2 separate regions of the Homo sapiens genome follow, and region 2 is linked to region 1. A link is an interaction called in ENCODE POLR2A ChIA-PET data of the cell type or tissue named here. Cell type or tissue: OCI-LY7. All regions are shown on one strand. Each heading gives the region's core, and the rest is flanking DNA. Links, peaks and the distances in the headings are about the cores only. Region 1 has its middle 6.2 kb from the start of IL12RB2. Region 2 overlaps SLC35D1 (solute carrier family 35 member D1).

The links. Peaks named below come from ENCODE experiments on the same cell type or tissue, not always from the same donor. Only the 100,000 strongest peaks of a DNase experiment are listed, where the experiment ranks them.
Region 2: POLR2A ChIA-PET joins it to region 1 with 5 read pairs; 2 of 35 experiments call an interaction of 5 or more read pairs at or near these places.

The regions. Positions count from the first base shown.
Region 1 is chr1:67,297,923-67,305,377 of GRCh38, forward strand. No RefSeq gene overlaps it. Among named protein-coding and RNA genes, the nearest start is that of IL12RB2, 6.2 kb to the right of the region's middle. In OCI-LY7, for the core only: no CTCF peak of the experiment used is centred there; no DNase peak of the experiment used is centred there.
Region 2 is chr1:67,043,341-67,050,795 of GRCh38, forward strand. It overlaps SLC35D1 (solute carrier family 35 member D1), which reads right to left. Exons shown (of 12, transcript NM_015139.3): 5 at 7,093-7,164; 6 at 6,442-6,510; 7 at 3,925-4,027. Among named protein-coding and RNA genes, the nearest start is that of SLC35D1, 7.1 kb to the right of the region's middle. In OCI-LY7, for the core only: no CTCF peak of the experiment used is centred there; a DNase peak (open chromatin) is centred at 1,731; H3K27ac peaks cover 1,147 bases.

The DNA.
Region 1 (7,455 bases), core at 1,874-4,373:
GAATAGTCAAATCTATGGATACAGAAAGTAGATTACTGTTTTGCAAGAATGTGGGGTGCAGGGAGAGAGGGGCTAAGGATGATAACTAAAGGCTACTGTATTTATTTTGGGGGTGATGAAACGTTCTAAAATTGATTGTGCTGGACACGGTGGCTCACACCTGTAACCCCAGAACTTTGGGAGGCCGAGGTGGGTGGATCACCTGAGGTCAGGAGTTCGAGACCAGCCTGACCAACATGGTGAAACCCTGTCTCTACTAAAACTACAAAATTAGCCAGGTGTGGTGGCACATACCTGTAATCCCAGCTACTCAGGAGTCTGAGGCAGGAGAATTGCTTGAACCCGGGAGGTGAAGGTTGCAGTGAGCCAAGATAGCGCCATTGCACTCCAGCCTGGGCAACAAGAGGGAAATTCCATCTCAAATAAGGAAAGAAAATTCATTGTAGTGATGGTTGCACAACTGTGAAACTATTGCAAAAATGGTCTCGGTATAGTTTTAATGTGTATTTCTATTATTAATAGTGAAGTTGAACATCTTTTCATATATTTATTAGCCTTTCAGGTTTCTCCGCCTATGAATTGTCTATTTTTATCAATTACTTATTTCCTATTCATTTTCTTTTCTTTATCAATGTACAGGAGTTCTTTGTGCATTTTAGCTTCACTGAGATGCTTTACAGATTGGCAAAAATTAGAAAGTTCATGTGGCAGGCAGAAAAAAAATGACCTCCCAAAGAGATCTACATCCTAATCCCCAGAGTCTGTGAATATGTTAGGTTACATGACAAAAGAGAATTAAGGCTGCAGATGGGATTAAGGTTGTTAGTGAGTTGACTTCAAGATTGAGAGGTTATTCAGGTGAGCCCAATGTAGTCACAAGCATTCTTGTACTATGGAAGAAGGAGTGAGAAGAAAGAGTGTTAGAGTAATAGGAGGTGAGAAGGATTTGACTGGCTATTGCTGTGTTTGCAAATGGAAGGAAGCCATCATAAGCCAGAGTGCCAGTAGCTGTAGCAGCTAGGAAAGGCAAGAAAAAGAATTCTCTCCTAGAGGCACCAGAAGAGAATGCAGCCCTGCCAACACGTTGGTTTTTAGCTCAACCATACCCATTTCAAACTTCAGACCTTCAGAACTGTAAAAGTTTGTATTGTTGTAAGCCAGTAAGTTTTTTTGTTTTTTTGTTTGTTTGTTTGTTTTGAGATGGAGTCTCGCTCTGTCACCCAGGCTAGAGTGCAGTGGCGCGATCTTGGCTCACTGCAAGCTCCGCCTCCTGGGTTCACACCATTCTCCTGCCTCAGCCTCCCAAGTAGCTGGGACTACAGGTGCCCACCACCACGCCCAGCTAATTTTTTGTATTTTTAGTAGAGACGGGGTTTCACCATGTTAGCCAGGATGGCCTCGATCTCCTGACCTCGTGATCCGCCCACCTCGGCCTCCCAAAGTGCTGGAATTACAGGCGTGAGCCGCTGCACCCGGCCATAAGCCAGTAAGTTTGTAGTAATTTGTTGCAAAGCAACAGGAAACAAATAAAGTTGGATAAGACAAAATTCTGGAAAGGATGTGGGCAAACATATTTTTATGTGGTACTCATATGAATGCCAACTGGCACAGCCAATTTTGGAGAGCAATGTGGTAGTACTTAGTACAATTGAGTGGGTGCATCTCTTATGACCCAGCACTTCTGTTTCTGGATACACACCTCATAGAAACACCCAGATATGCACACAAGGGACATACATTAGGATGTTCTTTTATCAAGGTATTATTTGTGGTAGCAAGGAATTGGAGGCAACCTAGAAGCCCATCAATATGAGCATGGCCATGTAAATGTGGCTTATGCTGGTGATGGAATGCTATGCAGCAGGCTGAAAGAATGAAGCTACTTGTAGCAACATGGATTGACTATAAAAACATAATGTTGATGGAGAAAAAACTTAAAAGCAGTATTAAATCTATAACATACTACCATTTATTTAAAATTTTAAAGCATATAGCAATGTATTTTATCACAGATCCATATGTATGTAAATAAACACAAGGGATGTGAATTGGGAAGATATTTATAAATAAGAGTGTCAATGGAGTAGAAAGAAGAATAGCATTGAGATGAATGATAAATGAAGGGAAAAGAAAATAAGATAAAACAAAAAATTAAAAGGGGATGTGGATTTAAAAAGACAATTGCGTACTGTGAACTCCGTATACTGACAATTTTACTCAACCCAATTCTGTACATCTAGGGCAGGGCGCGGCAACTTTTCTTTAAAGGGCCAGATAACAAATATCTTAGGCTTTGCAGGTCATGCAACATTCACAATCTCAAGGGTTCAGTAGAAAAAAGCTACTAGATGGGCAAAGAAGCACAAATAATAAGACTCATAACTAGGAGAAAAGTCAGCAATAGAAACAGACCCAGAAACAACAGAGATAACAGAAATAGCAGACAAGGATTTTACAACTATTATAAAAATCTCAAGGATTTAAAGAGAAAAACTAATAATAAGAGAAACTGAAACTATAAAAAATAAATGGAATTTCCAGAGCTGAAAAATACTTTAATATCTTACTTATGTAAAAAACTAATTGGATGGATTTCACAGATTTGACACTGCAGAAGAAAAAGCAATGAACTTGGAGATATAGCAATCAGCAAACTGAAGCAGAGAAAAAAAGGACTGAAAAAAAAGTGAATAGAGCCTCAGTGACCTGTAGCACAGTATCAAACACACCAAAATTGTGTAATTAGAATCTAGCGATGGTAGGCAGAAGAAACAACTGAAGAAATAAATCTGAAAAGTTTTCCAAATTTGGCAAAAACTACAAAACCACAGATCCAAGAAGCTCAATAAATACTAAGCAGAATAAACACAAAGGAAACCACACCAAGGCACATCATAATATAATAGTTGAAAGTCCATTATAAGGAGATCTGAAAGGCATTAAGAGAAAAAAAATTACAGGAATGCAAGATTAGACTTAACACTGACTTCTCAACAGAAACGATGCAAGCCAGAAAACTATGAAATAATATGTTTAATATGCTGGGAGGAGGAGAAGTAAACCTAGAATTTTACATACAGTAAAAAAAATTCTTCAAAAATGAAGGCAAAATAAAACAATTTTTAAGAACACAAAAGCTAAGAAAGTTTGTCAAGAGCAGACCTGTCCTATAGGAAATATTAAAATAAGTTCTTTAGGCTGAAGGGAAATGATACCGGCTGGAAACTTTGATCTATACAAAGGAATAAATAGCACTTGCAATTGTAAATATATGAGGAAATATAGAAAATTTTGGGTTTTATATTTTTTAATTTTTTAAAAGATAACTAAGTAAAGCAAAAATAGTAATAATGTATCATGGGGCTTAAAACATAAATGAAAGTAAAATGTACAATCAAATAGTACAAAAGATATAAGGATAGAAGCATACTGTTGTAAAGTTTTTGTATTATACATAAACTGGCCTACTATTTGAAGGTAGACTGTGATAGATGAATAATAATACATATTTTTAAACTATCAGACATATGAGAAGATGTTTGCAGTCAAAGATACACAGTGTAAGGCAATGAAATATCATTTTTTACATGTTAGATTGATAGATTGATAATTACAGAAGATTTATAGCATTCACTATTAGTGATAATGTGGCATGCTAGTGGAAGTATGAATTACTATAATTTGGATAGTAATGTGGCATAATCCATTAAAGAGAAAAAGCTCATATCCTTTGATTCAACAAGCTACATGTGAGATTATGTTACCCACAAATAAAAGCACCATATATTTGTACAAGTATATGTGTAAGAATATTTTTATTTTGGTGAATATGCTGCATTTTGGGGGAGACAAGGGGGCAGGTGGGAATTAGAAACCTGAAGACCTGTAAATAAGAGAATGGTTGACTAAATCTTAGTACATGCATGGTATGGAATACTTGTAGCTATTGAAAAAAAAAATGAGGCCAGGCACGGTGGCTCATGCCTGTAATCCCAGCACTTTTGGGAGGCCGAGGCTCTACTAAAAATACAAAATACAAAAATTAGCAGGGTGTGGTGGCACATGCCTGTAGTCCCAGCTACTTGAGAGCTGAGGCAGGAGAATCATTTGAACCCAGGAGGCGGAGGCTGCAGTGAGCTGAGATCGTGCCACTGCACTCCAGCCTGGGCAACAGAGTGAGACTCTGTCTAAAAAAAAAAAAAAAAAAAAAAAAAGAGAGAGAGGAAAAAAGAAAAAAAATGAGAGCGCTACTACGTGCATTATGGAATGAAGTTTGTGTCATGTGGTAAAAGGAAAACGAAAGATAGATGGATGGACAGATAGGGAAATAGAATAGCTCAATTTGTTTAAACCTAGAATATATTTTCTGTATGGCTTAAATATAAAAGAAAAACCTAAAACGCTTTTATACGTCTATAAAGGCATGAAGAAAAATGTGGAAAGATTCTCGTAAAACTATTATTTGGGAAGGAGAGACTGGAGGGGAAAGGAAATATTATTAACATTTGATACTACTCTGCAGTGTTTGATTTGTAGAAAAGGATACTTAATTGAGATTCTTCCTGCCTCTTTAGCAGAGGTCCTACAGGCCAAAATAAAAAAACTAATGCATTCACCACTGAAGACAGTGGTACTTTGGACCAGTGACTTCTGGTGTGTCACATGCTTCTCTGTTTCCTAAGCTGAGCATTCATTGTCCCTGTTCCACCATTTTATATCCTTGGAGCGGGGCAGGGCGAGGTGGGAGGTGCAGGTAACCTGGGTTTTTTACTTGTTTGTTTATAGGCTGTGGACCCAGAGGAGGCATATCTCACTAGGTAGCCACCACTGCTCATTTTTCAGAGAGCTTGGATCTCAGCTGGATGCCATGACTGGACAGGACTTTGGGTTGTCTCATTTGGGAAATCAGAGTATTTTCTATGTATGAGAAGCATGGAAAAAAAGGACATTTGAAGCCAGAAGAGTGGAATGTAGAAAAGAATCTTAATGATTATACATCCACATTTCAGAGTACTTCTCATAGGGCTTCTGTTGATGTACTCTACAACAAACCAAAAACAAACAAACAACAACGACAACAAAAATGAGGAACATATGTGTGGTTTTATGTGGGAATGTTTGTGAGAAATTTGCCTTTTATGCAAATCACTCTCCTTTTTATAAGAACTTGCCAAAGTTTTGCACCACCAAAAGTTCTGGCTCTGATGATCAGGTAACCAGCCATGACATGATGGAATCTGTGAATCCTGTAACATATGTTTAGATTTAGCTGCTAAGAATAGCAGAGCCAGTTTGTGAATAAAGTTTATGTTGTGTAGGACCCTGCAGCTATCACAGCTTTAAATTTACCTCATGTCTCACTTTACTCTTTAACCTTTATGTTCATTTAACAAGGCATCCAGCAATCTAAAGACCTCTCAAAAACGCACTGCTGCTCTCCAAGACATGGCAATTTCCATGTGGTTTGTTCATCTTTTTTTTTTTTTTTTTTGGACAGAGTCTTGCTCTGTTGCCCAGGCTGGAGTGCAATGGTGCCATCTTGGCTCACTGCAACCTCTGACTCCCGGGTTCAAGCCATTCTCCTGCCTCAGCCTCCTGAGTAGCTGGGATTACAGGTGAGTGCCACCATGCCTGGCTAAGTTTTGTATGTTCAACAGAGATGGGATTTCTCCATTTTGGCCAGGCTGGTCTTGAACTCCTGACCTCAGGTGATCCACCTGCTTCAGCCTCCCAAAATGCTGAGATTATATGTATGAGCCACTGAGCCTGGCCAGTTTGTTCCTCTATAAACAATGTTTGTGCTTGTTAAATGTCAGTTGTGGAGAAGGTATAAGTCTACATTTTAAGAATTATGGAGATTATTCATAATCTGAGAATCTGGTATTGCACTATTTTAATTTTATATAAACTTTTTCAATACATAACACTACAAATATATTCAGGAGTTATGTTGCTGTCCTATAAGTTTAATACTTTGGAGAGATGAGTAAAACTAACAAAGTAATAACTTTTAGAAATGAAACTTTTACAAAATGAAGCAGTTAAGGTTGAACAGTTAATCTTAGATTCTGAGTTTTCTCATTATAAGTAAAAGTTTAAAATGATGTTAAAACCGTCTTACCAAGTTTAACGAGTGCCAGCATTCATTTGATGCCCTAAATGACTATGTTAGCAACCACCTCCTAGTATTTATCCTGACAAGTGACACTTTAGGAAAAGCACATCTCAGTTATTCATAGAATAGTGTGATTACGTATTTTCAGGGTGTTTGGTATCAGCAATGAACCAAATTAGACATTTAAAGTAATGGAACTATACCAGAAATGGAAACTGAACTAGTATTTCCTAGAAAAGACTTTGTCACTGTCACTGTGGTTATCCACTTAATTGAGCTTTTGATTTACAAGTACATTCATTTACCTAACAGCTACACAGAAGACCATATCATACCCATAGACTTAAAAATGATTACATTAACAATCACAGTTGACATTTTGGGTTGTATATTAGGCTCTTGCTTCATCAGGCATCGTCTACCATCTAGGGTTTATTCTTTAGAAAGCACAGAAGCAAGTTTGTCTTTGTTGTTATTTTTGTTTTCATTGTTATTTTTGTTTTTGTTTTTTTCTCTAACTAGACAGGCAACCACTGACAAAAGCCATGCCTGTATTAGTGAAACTCCCAGATATTAATAGGAGGAGAAGGCAGAAAAAAGAAGTGGGGAAATAGAAAGGCCTCTACAGATGGTGATTTCATACAGAAAGGTTACCGACTTGCTAAGAAAAATTATATTTAATTTTCCAACTAATTTTTAACTGTCGAAAAGTGTGAAGATTGAACAACACCTACAATCCCGTTGAACTGGCCAAAAAGAATGGGATCTCTCCAGAACAAGTCAGTTCAACTCAGTAAATACTTATTGACTACCTGCCCTGTACCACTCAGTGTGCCAGATGCTGAAGATGAGGGATCCTTGCGTGCATAGAGTTTATAATCCAGGGAGCATGCAGGATAAGAGAACCACTGTTATCAATGGCAATCAGTGCAAGTCTTCACTTGATAATGTAAGTCTAAGTTAAACAATATACTGATGGACCTAGAGCATGATAATTTCTCAAATAATACTTATGTAAGAGTTGTCATCTTCTGACTTTTTTTTTCTTGCATCTAGGGAAAAGAAGAGAATAAAGAAGATTATCATTGCTACCTGCATCTTACTGTATTCTCATAATTTGTTGTGCTTGCTTAACAACCAGATTCAAGTTCTTTCCTCAACAGCTCTCATCTGTTCCCTCAAAGAATATGCCTTAGATGCATTTGAGACACCATTTTGTGTCTGACTTCTGCAATTTTGTAAGATGCTGCCATTAGAAGTTAATAGAGCAGTGGTCTTTCAACATTTTAGATGGTATACTCCTTCAGAAAAAAAAAAAAAGCATTTTTGAGAAACATCCC
Region 2 (7,455 bases), core at 187-2,686, 260 kb before region 1:
CAACCTGGGTAACAGAGCAAGAACCTATCTTAAATTAAAAAGAAAAAAAAATTAGCCAGGAATGGTGGTGTGCACCTGTAGTCCCAGCTACTCAGGAGACTGAGGTGGGAGGATCCCTTGAACCCAGGAATCCAAGGGAGGCTGCAGTGAGCTCTGATTGTGCCACTGCATTCCAACTTCGGCACCAGAGCAAGACCCTGGCTCAAAAACAAAACAAACAAAAAGCACAAAGCAAACAAACAAAAAAAGATGGCCAGATTCAGACATGCAGACTCAGGCCTAGACCAATACCAACAGACAGCACTTCTCAGTGAAGTATTTCCGAAAACGTGTACATGAAGTAAAATGAAGATTAAGATTACTATAACTACAGCTCCCAGAACACAATATGACTTACTGGGTTCTTAGCTACTAGGGAGCAACAAAGGATAACACACATCTTCAAACACAGGGAGCCTATAAGAACTCTGAGTCCACCTTTGATTCACACACTTCTGGGACATTCAGCATGAAGCAGTCTCCTGAAAATGCAGGCCAGGGTTTGAGAGGTGGGAAGTGGGGACAGTGAGGGAGTGGTAAGGATGGGGGCATAACACTTGCCTAACTCCTGCGATTGAAAGATTACTGACTGATGAGAAAAGTCGAACTGCCTTCTCAAAAGCAGCACTGAAAAATTGGAAATAAATACCCAACAATTGAAAACTAGCTGATTAGGCTGGGTGCAGTGGCTCATGCCTGTCATCTCAGCATTTGGGGAGGCCAAGACAGGCGGATCGCCTGAGGTCAGGAATTTGAGACCAGCCTGGCCAACATAGAGTAACCCCGTCTCTACTAAAAATACAAAAATTAGCCTGGCGTGGTGGTGCACACCTGTAATCCCAGCTATTCAAGAGGCTGAGGCACAAGAATCACTTGAACCCAGGAGACACAGGCTGCAGTAAGCTGATGTGCCACTGCACTCCAGGCTGGGCGACAGAGTGAGACTCCATCTGAAAAAAAAAAAAAAAACCCCGAAGGAAAACTAGCTGATTAGATGATTAGACTATAACTAGCTATACAATGAAACATTACACAGCCACTAAAAATGTTTAATGATGCTGATTGACATTAAAAAGGTGTTCAAGAAATGGTACTAAGTGAAAAATACAAGTTAGAAACTATATCATCCCTTTTTTGCTTAAAATTTTAACATACAGATAAGTGTGCACACACATACACATACAAAATAAAGGATATCCACCAAAACAGTGCTTCTCACTCGATGATAGTATTAAGGGAGATTTATGTTTTCTTCCTCTTGCTTATCCATGTTTTCTACTACTTCTATCATAAACATGCATTATTTTATGTAATATTTTAAAGTTAAAAAGTTTTAAATTCGATAGCCACATTCAGGTCTAAAATGCAGCACAAAATCTTTATGCCATATGACTCATACTCAATGGACTATAATTGTAAGCAGCCTGATATTATCAGTAATAAAACTCCTGATTGGCTGCCCTGCCTATGGAGTAGCCATTCTTTTGTTTCTCTACTTCTAAAAACAAAAGAAAACAAGAAAACTCCGGATGTATTAAAAAGCACCTCAGCATGGCCGTACTGCCTTACTGCCTCTGGGATAAACCAAGTAACTGATTGCTTATGGTCACCACAAGCATCAGTGTAAAGGTGTGCCTCATGTGTACGGCAGCAAAAAAAAAAGCCATACTGGGACAACCTTTAAGAAGGGTGCCCAGTCAGCCAGAGACATGAGTGTTATCCAGGAAGTAGAGGATATGCATGGAGGCACACATACACACAAATACACATCATCCAGTAACTGACAAACAGCAAGAACTTAAATGCCAAAACTTCTGTTTTTCTTTATACATTTTAATTGTTTTGAATGTCTTTCTCCCTGCCTTCTTAAAGTACACTGACTGAAACTAGATTTAGGGCATCATCATAAACATGTATTATTACATCTTATGATACACTGTTACGCATCATAAATCTGTATTATTATGTTTATGTATTATGTTCTTATTCAGTGTTGCCCTTACGGCTGTTTAATAGACCCTGTATCTTTTTCTTCTTCTCCAGTATTTCTGTCTTTTACAATCTGACTGTTTCTCTTGTTAGCTGACCTTTTATACTGCTGGTAAACCTCTCTGCCTCTAAATAGAATTCTACCTTCTAGTTTGTTGCTTATAAGATATGAGCTAGGAGAAGTAATCAATGAACTTAAAAGTTCTAGTATAAATAAGTCATAGTGATTTCTAAGTGAGAAACTGAAGGGCTCTCCTAGGAATAAAACACTCAGAAACTTTGATTTTTTTTCTAGATTCTAGGATATACTATAGATTGTACTAATATGGTAGCCACTAGCCACATGTAGCTATTTCAATTTAATTATAATCACATAAAACTACTGATTTCAGTTTCTCAGTTATTTTCAAGTGCTCAAGGGCCATGCATGGCTAATGACCAGTTAATGGAAAGCAGAAATATAAATTTCCAATGTCACAGAAAATTCTATTAACAGTGATGTTTTAGACAACTGAAGCTGCTGGACAAATAAAATGTCATTAATAGTATCTATTTTCCAAAGCAGCAAATGGGCTGAAGAAAAGAGTAAGATCAATCACTAACTGCTACCTTTTCTCTAGCTATTTTAAAAAGATAAAAATTCTTACTAGTAGCTTCCATTAAAATGTAACCATCATATAGATTCATCAAAGCAAATAAATGGAGGCCAAGACATGCATATTTAAAGAAAATGGATTGGAAACAAATCAACACCGTCCTTGGTTCTTCAAGCCTATTCCAAAAACAAAAACAAAACAAAAAAAAATAAACTATCTGCAAAATAATGAAACCTACTGGGATAGACATTGAATCTACACTTCTTTTCTAGAGGAGCAGGCAAAGCCCCTGGCCAAGGCAAGATCAATTCAATACTAATAGTACTATCAAGCAGGTAGGACACTTGTATTTATTTATTATCTAAGCTCCCAAAAAGGAACTTAAGTAGTTTCAGAAACATTCTACACATAATAGAAAAGACTAAAAACTAAGCAGTTAAAGTCATCTGACTAAAGAGAAAATATGGGTAGGAAAATAAGATAAAGTCATGGTCAGTTACAAGATGTAATTATGAGATAAAAATGTACCAGCTGCTCAGGAAAAACTATGGTGACATCTAAGATAAGTATCTCATATGAGTCCTCATATAGGATACATTATGATATCAAGGACAATTCCTTCAATTAGCCACCCTAGGATATATAAAGTTGAGATCCATTTAGGTGTTTCTTACAGTAATGTAATCTCATAACGTAATGTTGCAAAAGCAATATGATTCAAATACTCAGCTTTCTAATAATCTGGCTTGATCTAAAAATAATATATTTAAAGTATATAGTAAACAAATAAACAATATCTGGTAAAGCCAAGGCCAGGAAACACTGTGTTGCCCCTAAGAGAGACAGAGATACTAATGCTCCCTAAAATTTCCCATTATTTATAGGGCAAATACATAAAGGCCATTTTTGTTTTGCAGCCCCTTCCAACATTCATTTCCCTTCAAGTCTGCCCAAAGGTTTCCAAGTAGTTCTCTTTCTGCCTCCCAGGTCCCTCGGAAAGTCCTCTAGAATACAGCCATGAACATTTAAAGACACTGCAGTGAACACACTTTACTTTCCCTACCCCACACGAAGTCAAAATTCACGCAATCCCAGAAAAGCCTGGAATAAAACCTAATTGCTAATTAATTAAAAAATAAAGTTTCTTATATGAACACTAAAGTACAGGAATTTTACCCTCAGAGAGCCACTATGTCTTTCTCATCCCCAGTAAGAACTTTCTTTATTCCCCACTTTTTCTCCTATGAATTGACATGCCAACATCAGTACACAACTGTTAAAGCTTTAGATTGCTACTTACTTTTGAATCTAATTTTTGTTTTACGTATGCACCATTTGCTGCTGTTAGGACATCGTTTATCAGAATAAAAGCATATCCTTCCAGATCAAATGCCAAGTCAGAGCTGCAAAACATAAGCAACACTTTAAGAACAACTTAAAGAACATGCATTTAATTTTAAATAGATATAAGCTAAAATATTTACAAGAACATATTCTCATCTAGGGAAGTGAATATTAGGCATTTTATCAGCTACTAGTATTTCTTGATTTCTGGTCATAGTTTGCAATTTCACCTCAATAAGGGATTCCTCAGAAATAAGAGGCACTAACATTTAAACACATAATTAGCAACGGTCATTCATGTCATTTAATAGCACACCGCTCTGCATTCAAAGCCAGATGACAACAAGCACCAAATTACCATTAAGTACATCTGTGAAGCAGGCAGAAGCAGGCAGAGCTCAATTTCATAGACAAGAAAACCAAAAGGATGAGGCCATTAACAAGTCATTTTCTGAAGGTCCACATGAAAGGTAGGACTATCTTGCATAGGTAGTTGGGCCCCTGGGTGAAATTTCTGAAGTGTGGATCATGGTTAGTTCTGAGATCAAGCTAGAACAATGTCTAAGCACATAGCAGGAACTCAAATACTTAAACAATAGCTCAATGAACCTGTGAAGTATAACTTGGGGGTTTAGGGAAACTGAAAATTTCTGGAACTTAGAGTACCAGGCACGAGATAAGAATTTAGTAAATTAAACAGAATAAATGAAAATCTGAGAAAGGTATGCCTTCAGCATACTTCAGCACCCTAGCTAAAATAGTGGCTGCACAGACTCTGATTTTGCAGAGATACTGTATAGGAGCCAAGACTTATCTAATGAGTTCTATGCCACTGCAATTTTAGGCAGGACTAACTTAATGCACACTCCCTACCCCAAGCAGTCTAACAACCTTCTGACTGACTTCAGAGGTCTGAGTTCCCTTCCTTTCAATCTTTTTCCAAGTCAAAGGGTCTAACCAGATAAGGCTGGTCCAGACAGTAATCCTTTTCAGAAGTTTTTGTAGACACAAGAAAGCCCTGAGGAACCCCTGTTGTTTGGTACAATTTTGGGTCCCATCAGCTTCAAGGAAATGTTTCAAAGACTAGCAGGGCACCTCTAAAAAGAAAGGTAGGAGGCTAGCATAGAATTTTTCTCCAAGGGGGGAATATGACATAGAAGGAAAAGCAGTTAGCTATATAGCCAATTTCTAGTAACCAATTACGCCACTCTCTTTTTTTTAGAATGAAATTTTACTTGGAGATTGGACTTGTAAAACAGGACTGGACTGATAATATTTTCTTCCACCTATACTACAGGAATGTGATGAAGGTAAATGAGTCAATTCAAGAAGTACACTGGAACTCCTGGATGGAAAACATATGTCTGGCAGAATGTGTGGCATTAGTAAATACATATATGCATGCCCTGGGCTGATTAAAATGTTGTAGAAGACTTCTAGCATCATTATAATTTTCTAGGTCTGTGGGTATACATTTTCCTCATGTATTTTAAAACTAAAACTTAAGAAAAATGGGAAAAGCTTTAATAACCTAATAGAATATCTAAGTTATGGCATTTGTGACATATCTTATGTGAGGCCAATTAAAGCAATGTTATTGTTCATTATTCGAAAAGGCAAGCAAATGTTTCATAGTCATTTTCCTCACCTCACAGAAGAGGAGACATGCTTTTCTTTAGCAGCATGCAAAATTAAGGAACGCCAGGCCAGGCGCGGTGGCTCACGCCTGTAATCCCAGCACTTTGGGAGGCCAAGGCAGGCGGATCACGAGGTCAGGAGATCGAGACCATCCTGGCTAACATGGTGAAACTCCGTGTCTACTAAGAATACAAAAAATTAGCTGGGTGTGGTGGCAGACACCTGTAGTCCCAGCTACTCGGGAGGCTGAGGCAGGAGAATGGCGTAAACCTGGGAGGCGGAGCTTGCAGTGAGCCGAGAGCCCACTACTGGACTCCAGCCTGGGCGACAGAGCAAGACTCCGTCTCAAAAAAAAAAAAAAGAAATGCCACATGGTTTATAAAAACACACAGGCTCTGAAGAAAGCCACAGATTCAAATTTCAGCTCTGCCATTAGCTCTGTGACCTTAAGTAAGTTATTGAACTTAAGTTTTAGTTTCTTCAACTATAAAATAGGAAAATTATACCCATACCTCTCAGAGGTGTTGTGAAGAATACATAATAAGATGTGTAAAATGCCAAACATATTGTGTGGCACATGCTATGTGCTCAGCACAACGACAGTAACAAATTCTAAATTACATCAATTTAAATTTTAACAATCCCAAGAATCTTATTTTTGTCAACCTTTATCTTAATACAGCCAAAAAGATTTAACCTTTTCAAGAGTCTTCTAGATGCTTTTCAAAGATATAATTCTTATTTAGGCAATAAAAAATTGTTATTGATAAGCAATCATTTATTATCAATAATTATTGACAATTTATAATGTGCTAGTCATAGGCCCACATCTTACCTGGCAGCTACAAAGGCTCCAATAATCATTGCAAATACAGTCATTTTAATACCCCAAGAAAAAGTCTTCCTACAAAACAAAAAATTTTAAAATACACACATGACTTTATTCCCACACTCATTTTACAACAGAAGCAAAAAATGGGATATGCTTTCTCAAAAGCTATAAACAATCGTATTTTAAACATTTCTGAGAAACTGATATTTAAAAGAACCCCTTTGATAAAGCAAAAATTTATTGTTATATAAGTTATTACACCCACTTTTAAAATTTTCACCTATTGTCATTATTAGTGAGTTTGAATTTTTGTGAAGCAGAATTTCTTTAACAGAAAAATGTCACATTCATTTGGAGCTAGACATGAACACTATTTAAAACCTATACCTATGATTCTGATCCAGCTTCTCCCGGTGGCAGTAGTACAGAAATTCTAGAAAGTAAATCTCACGTTCAGATAAGATTTTCAACTCTAATTCATAACCTTCCCAACTACCACTCCCACAAACTATCAATTCCAGCAGCCAAGAGAGAGGGTTGCTTAAACTTCTCAAAAGGTAAGGTAGGAACAAGACAAATAATTTAATATCTCACATATGCTGGGCACCTTTTCAAGGTGATTTAAAGAACAGATATATTAGAAACTTAGCTCACTTGAGTAAAACTCCTTCAGCAAACATTGTAAACAGGATGGAGAACCTTCTCAGAACTGTAAACATTGGCAAGCTGGAAAAAAAAAAGATAATTAGGTAAAATAGAATTTAACAATTTGTTTTAAACTAAGATTTTCCAAATTGGTAGTTAAAATAATGCTATTCTTCCATTATGGAAATTCCATACAAATTAATTTATGGTTAAACCCCTGCTTCTCTCTAGAAGCAATTCCTACTTGAAAGCCTACAACAGTTGCTTTTAAAAAACTACTAGAAGTGAGAAACATTAAATTAACTACAAAACTTTATTCTAATTATGCAAAACCCTAAGCTGTAAATATGTCAGTTTTTAATAGAAAAAGGC